Linked DNA regions of Mus musculus: region 2 is linked to region 1. Evidence: chromatin contacts called from ENCODE Hi-C data. All regions are on one chromosome and are shown on one strand. Each heading gives the region's core, a stretch centred on a gene start or an enhancer-like site at or near the end of the contact. The rest is flanking DNA. Distances are from core to core; before and after follow the strand shown.

Region 1 (3,496 bases), core at 137-2,636:
CCCACAATTTGCTTTTTATTTCCTGGTGTAATCTTAGTATCGTTTTTCTCAGCTGGGAACTGTAATTTCTTCTTCACATTCCTGGCTGTTGTTCTCGGCAAGATCTCTAACGATGAAATGCCTGAGCAGGACAACTCAGCATCAGATACAGTTCCCGACTGTGATTCTTGGCTTGAATCTCTTTGAGAATTAGCCTTATTTCTGCTGCTTCTCTCTGTGGAAGGTACAACCATAGAAACCCCTGAAACATGAGACTCTGCTTCAGAAACAACAACTTCATCAGCAGATGCATGCTGAGGGGCTACTTTCTGCCTTTTCCTAACAGTGGACTTTGAGGTGGAAGCAATTACGATCTGCCGTTTCCTAGTTACTCTTACAATGGGCTCTTGGTCCTCTAACACAGAAGTAACCCCAGAAGTGTGGGACTCCGTTTCAGAAGCCTCGTCATCAGAAATAAGCACAATGATCTCCGCTGGGCCTGTGGTTCTGCTGCTGCTGCGTGAGTGCTGTTTCTCAGCAGGCTGCGATTCAGCTGTGCTGCCATCGGATCCCGATTCCTTTGTGCTTTCTAGATGTGTCCCAATTCTCCGAGGAGCAGACCTCTGAAAACCAAAACAAACACAATATAGTGTAGATAGGGCAGGGACAAGGGTAAAGGTGGCATGGCCTAAGGAACAAAACTCAAGAAGGTACAAAACGAAGACAAACTCACGATAAGATATTTCTTTTACTTGCCTCATCCTAGGCTTCAGAAAGCAGAACTAAAAAAACTTTCTCTACTTAAAGAAAGAGGAGGTAAATTTTAAATCATTTATAGAAGCGCAGGGAGGGGGGGGAGTTGAATACTAATTGAGCACGTGTTTAGGAGTGTGTAAGGTAATCCGATACTTGCCTGGATTTCTACAACAGGAAAGGGCTGCTCTATAGCCCTTACCACACAATCTAAAGAGCATAGCACCAGAAGACAACCAGAGGCTCTGAGTGACGCCACCGCCGCCCTTCAGTTGCCGGAGGGGTTAGTGCTCGGCCATGCCAGTCTCTCCACGTGAAAACGGTGCTCCTCCTATCCCCCAAACCAGGCTTGGTCGAGGTGGCGGGCATTAACTTTCCCCGGTACTGTCCTAACAGTAAACTTAAAAGGCCTCGCCTGCGCAGGGCACGCTACCGAAACTCCCGTAAGAGCCCTGAAAGACCCCCAGGTCCGAGCCAGTCCGGCGCAGTACCACGCGCGACCCGCTCGGTTCCTCGTCGCTCTCCTCCGCCCTGCCGAGCCGCTCTGCTCAGCGGCGAGGAGACCCGGAGAACCTGAGACCCAGCTCACCTTCTGCTGGGAGCTTTCTTGGAGCCTGGTCCGGGAGAGCCCGGACCTGGTGACCACCATCTTTCCGACTCCGGATTCCCGGCAGCCAGCGCGGCTTCCTCTGTTCCGACGCTTCGGAAGTGCGTCGAAACAGGAACTCGCTTAGGTTTCCCTGCGGAAACCGCGGCTCGGGAGAATCGTTCCTTCCCCGGCTCCACTGCAGTTCTGGCCAGCGGTCTCCGCCATCGGACTAGTGCGGGTCAGCGGGGGGTGGGGGGGTGGGGTGTGTGTGTTGGGGGGGGGGGGGGGCAAAAGCAGCTCCGCCTCCAGTTCCCAGCTCGTCCGCTGTGCGGTCCTCAGCGAGGAGGACCTCCTCGCCGTTTAACACAAAATGGGAAGTCGCATCATTTACTCTGCTTTCCATCCCCCTCACCCCCCACCCCCGTGCAGTAATTGTGAGATCTTTGGCGTAAGTCTTTACGGAAGCCAAAGGAGACTTTATTTAGTCCTTTTAGAAAACAGTATTTTAATAACTTAATAAATGAGATTCCGATATTTGATTGGGATACAAGGATGTATGTTAAATGCACCCAAGTTTTCGGAGAATAATTAGAAAGCTGTGGGATTTAACTAAAATGTCTCGGGATTTGAAGTACGCCTTTTTTTTTTTTTTTTTTTTTTTTTTTTTTTTTTTTAAATAAAAAAGGTGAAAGACGTTGTGAAGGACGGGGATTAAAGTTTTTTGTTTTTTTACAATGGAAGTAAGAGACTAGCCAGAATCAAAAGAGTTTTAGGATTTTTGTTTTGAGACAAGATCTCTCTACATGGCCCTGGCTGCCCTAGAACTCACTATTTAGACCAGCCTGATCCTGAACTCACAGATATCCATCTGCCTCCCAAGTGTTGGGATCCATGGGCCACAGCACCTGGCTGAGGTGTTTTAGTTTTTGTTTTGTTGGATGAAAGATGGAGAACTAGAATATGTTGAAAGGCTACAAAGGAATCGAGGAGGGGGTAAAGGAATTAGTGTTGGAAGCAAGAAAAAAAAAAGGGGGGGTTCGTTTTCCTTCACTTTTTAACACAAAATTTTTCCTAAAAACCTATCTTTCCATGGATACATTACTTCTACATTAAATTGCTCTCCTTGGAGCCAGGTATACGTAGTAACCAACTTTTGATTGTTAGATGTTGTCTTAAAACACTAGCCTCATGCTTACTTAGTAAAATAGGGTTTTTTTTTGTTTTTGTTTTCCTGGAGAACTGTGGTCTCTGGTTTCCACACAGCCATTGTGTGCCCTGAGGAAACAGCCTATCTTTAGGAGTGAGAGAACAAGAAAGTGAAGAACAAGAAAACGAGTTCCTGCGCATTTGTGGAACTTGAAGACAAGAATCTTCAAGCTCTTGACAGGCTGGGCTTAGTGAAAAACCCTATGACAAGTGCGGGCTGTTACTTTTCAGTTTAGGCTTTAAAGGGTTCTTCTATCTTGTTCTTTCTGGGGGAGGTACTGATCTTCCATGTATTTTTATTATGCATTTTAAAAAAAGATTTATTTATTTATTTATATCAGTACACTGTAGTTGTCTTCAGCCGCACCAGAAGAGGGGGAAGGCATCAGATCTCATTACAGATGGTTGTGAGCCACCATGTGGTTGCTGGGAATTGAACTCAGGACCTCTGGAAGAGCAGTCAGTGCTCTTAACTGCTGAGCCATCTCTCCAGCCCCCTTTATTAGGCATTCTTACTAAATTGTAAGATCTCTACATATTCTGAATATAAGACCTTATCAGATAGGGTCTCTAAATATTTTTACCTATTCTGGGAATTGTCTTTTCATTATCTTCACACTATCTTTTGAAGCACAAATTCAGAAAATTTTGTTCAGTTTTTTATGTTTCAAATATTTGCAAGGTTTTTTTTTTTTTTGTTGTTTTTGTATTTTCTTTAAAAAGCCAAAATAGCAGGGTGGTGGTGCACACCTTTAGTCCCAGGGGTTGAGAGGCAGAGGCAGGTGGATCTCTGGGTTCAAGGACAGCTTGGTCTACATAGTGAGTTCTAGGATAGACAGGGCTACACAGAGAAACTCTGTCTTAATCAATCAACAAGTGAACAAAAGAAGTCACGGAAACAGTTTTAATTTTCATTTGTGTTCATCAGCATATTATTTTGGAATTAATGCTTTTGTGAGGAAGCTTTAA
Region 2 (3,498 bases), core at 141-2,640, 1.2 Mb before region 1:
TCAATAGCTTCATTTCATGTAAACACGAGTAACTTCCAGACACGTGAGTAGAGGACTGACAGCACACTTGGTATTTAAGTAATCTGAACCGGTTCTACAAGCGACTGTGTTTTGTATTACTGCGAAGATATGGAAAATGTAGTGCATTGCAATTTAAAGTAATGTTAGTACTTTTCCATGCAAATTTGTGTACATGTGAGAGGGTATCCATTTGGTTCAGTGATTGTTCTTTAGAGAGTTGTTTGCTAATCATTGACTGTAGTCCCCAAAAAAGCCTTATGAAAATGTTATGCCCTGTGTAACAGCAGAGTAACATAAAAACAAAACTACATTTTGTAAAATAAAAAACCTGACAGGTGCAGACAGGCACAAAAGAAAAACCCACGGAAAGATGCAGGCTACCATCTACTGGCCAGAGAAGGAAGGCCCTTAATCTCGGACTTCTCAGCTCAGGACTAATACAGACCATTCTTAAGGACACCCTCAGAAGACCATCCAGAATGTAAATGAAATGTTTGGGCAACGCGCCGCGGTTACTTGAGCCTTATGATGAACTAGTTCTTTCAATTCAGTAGTGATTATTTTAAGTAAAATGAGATAGTGGGTGAGCGAGCTGAGGTTCACGAACCCCTCTAGGTCCTTCAAATGCGAGTATTGTCTCCAATGAATTCGTTCCTACTGACTCCTGCACGGTGTTGCCCTAACCGCACCCTTCCCAGCCTGTAATGATCACAGCTTTCTAACTAACATTCTCCATGACGACAACTGTCATCTCCATACTCCATCACTAAAGGCCCTCTATTCTGTCTCATAGCGGGCTGCACGCGGGAGTGAGATATGCCTTCCTCCCGGAAAAGCCGAGGGCCGGGCGGGTCTGCTCGCACTGCCCAGGCTTCCCGTTCTCCCGGTTCGAGAAACCTTCCGGCGCGCTGTGTCGGGCAAAAGTGAGATCAGATCAAAAGGGCAAGCGGAAGGGCGCAAGCGGAACCATCAACCCCGATGGGGGCAGAGGAGCCGCCAACAGCTCTCGGGGACAAAGGGCCGGCGCCATAGGAAGTGATGCCGGGGGAGGCGGCAACGAAGGGACCTTAGACTTTGGGTCCCAGAGAAGAACGCAGCCAAGAAGAGAAAACGCGCGCACCGCCAGAGCTTCAGCCACGAGACTTCTGACACCGCGAGAACTGTGGTTTCAGCTCGGCTTTTCCCCGCCCACCTCCACAGCCCGCCCATTCCTGTGACGCACGCATCGAATCCGGGCCGCCTGTACACCAATCAAAGTGACGAGGCGCGGGAGAGCTCGGAATGGGCGGGAAAGCCCCGCCCCTCGCGCGCAGGCTCTTGGGAGAGCGTCACCCGGGCTATAAAAGCGTGCGCGCACCGTTCAGAAGTCTCTTTGGCTGCGATCCGCCTACGAGTATGTAGTTGTATGGTGGGGATGATATCTTGGGCCTTATTTGTGAGTGGCCGAGATGCGGGAGACACAAGGTGGCTATGGTGCTGGCCGAAAGCCATCAACTCTGCAAGAGCGCCGTGAAGGTTAGCGCGACGACCACCATGTAAAGCCGATACGGTGTTGGGCGGCGTGACGCAAGTTCGCCACCGCTGGGTCGGATGGTGAGTGACACCTCTGGGGTTACACTAGATTTTTGGGCTGTGAAACTCCATGTATCTTTGGGACCTGCCGCCTGTGGCAGTCTCCCTTCCTAGCCATGGAAGAGCATGTTCTTGTTATTGGCAAAGCTGTCACCATTTCATTGGTACCAGATTCTGACTTGAGCAAGTGACATTCTAAGATTGTAAGAGTCTACACGACGCTAGAAAAATGGACTTCAGTTTTCTAAACTAGTATTGAAATATTTCTAGGAAACGCCGGGACCCGTTGCTGTTGAACAGTGGAGGAAGTGTTAAGGTAAGATTCATTTTTGTGGTGTTTTCGCGGTTCTGGGTAGTGAGTGGGCCTTTACTGTTAGGGTGAAGTTTGCTCTTGTGCTGACATTAACATAAGTAAACAGCCCGTAGTATAGTCACGGATATTCTGTAATGGGCCTTTTTTTTTTTCTTGCAGGTACTGTAGTGGTTGAGATCGTCTCTGGTCAACTTACAGGGAATCTTCGCTTTTAATTTTTGAAAATTGAATATTTTATATTAAATAAAAGATGTTTGGTGTGTAATAAGACTGTGTCCTGTTTCTGGAGGTTGTGTGAATTAAGAGTTAACGATACAGGAGACATTTGCGCAGGAAATAACTGGGTTAACTAGGCTTCCAAAGAAGATAGGTTTGATTGTTACAAAGGTGCAAGATAAATGTTGGCTTGGAACATGAGTGATTAATAAGCCACAGACGGTTGCCCTTAATGAAAAGTATCTTTTGCTTGCTGCTCTCCAAGCCTTCTAGTGTGTGCCATTCAACTTCAAATCTCCAGAAGCCAAGTATGTAACACCAGCTAGGGGGTGTGTTGTGACAGGTGCTGAGGGGATACTTGTGACCTTAGAGGCTTTTGTGTCTGGGATTTGAGGTACTGAGACTCACACTCAAGAGTATGATAGGCCTTATTTAGGGAAGCTTAGGAACCAGGGGGTGATTCCTCTGCACAGAGATTATTGGGATCCAAATTCCCACCAGATGTCTCTGGGCCTTCATTCCTATTTAAAAAGGGCTGCTGTAAGGTCATGGTTCCACAAGTGGTCAGTAATTTGTATGGCCTCTTAACTGCTTGCCATTTCATGTGTTAGGCTTTCTGGTACATAAGGAGAGCCTCTTTAAAACATTTGTCAGGTTAGTCTCAGGAGATCTGAACTTACTTGAAGGTACCAGTAGATGGCGTACTTTTTCATGGTTCAAAAGGCAGAATTCAAGTTTGACATCTGCCTACTGTTCTAGAGAAATGATTTTGATAGTGAAGATTTGAACTTAAGAAAATGATGTGCTGGTCTTAGTGTAGGTAAGATCAAAAAGGTTAAATGTGGGCACCTAATCAAGGTTCCTAGCCCAAATTTTGTAGATTTAAAAATTAAAACTAAGATTTGCTAGAATTTCACCTTACATAAAAATTGTAATAGGCAAGGATAAGACCTGTACCCCTGAACTACTGGGTTCTCTCAAATTCAAAGGAATCGCAGGCTTGTCATTTCTGGCATGGTGCCAAGTATGAAGACTGAATGGTTACTGTTTTACTATTTTCTTGAGCTTTCCATAAGTTACAGACTGGTGACACTTTTTATCCAAGGTACAAAGGCGGGGACTCTGGTATAAACTCCAGGAGTGTCTTTGACTCCACATCCATACCCCCAGGAAGTCACCCCATACACAACCCAGGACTCATCAGGCTTTTCACACATGAGTGGTCCTCCACTGTCTCCCTGGCAGCTGTCCACACGGTTGTCTTCTTGGAGGTTCCCAGCACAGAGCATTCTCCCAGTAAATAGTCCCTTGTACCTCTCTTTACAAAACCTCTTGGGTAACAGAGGCACAGCAGCTTGTTGTAGAGTTCTTGAGTA

Evidence for each region. A loop is a pair of places that touch in the nucleus more often than their neighbours do.
Region 2: a loop to region 1 is called in a map of regulatory T cell, with 5 times the contacts of the local background. The contact joins the promoter of Snhg8 here to the promoter of Dnttip2 in region 1. A Hi-C loop is called at or near these places in 2 of 37 maps with a recorded cell type or tissue (regulatory T cell and v-Abl transformed pro-B cells).

Annotation. Positions count from the first base shown.
Region 1 is chr3:122,272,304-122,275,799 of GRCm38, reverse strand. Dnttip2 (deoxynucleotidyltransferase, terminal, interacting protein 2) reads right to left here and starts at 1,386. Exons shown (of 7, transcript NM_153806.1): 1 at 1,322-1,386; 2 at 1-602. The coding sequence starts at 1,381.
Region 2 is chr3:123,506,228-123,509,725 of GRCm38, reverse strand. Snhg8 (small nucleolar RNA host gene 8) reads left to right here and starts at 1,390. Exons shown (of 1, transcript NR_028574.1): 1 at 1,390-2,174. Snora24 (small nucleolar RNA, H/ACA box 24) reads left to right here and starts at 1,660; the gene lies at 1,660-1,789. Prss12 (protease, serine 12 neurotrypsin (motopsin)) reads right to left here. Exons shown (of 11, transcript NM_008939.2): 11 at 3,124-3,498. The coding sequence ends at 3,199. It also overlaps the pseudogene Gm9369.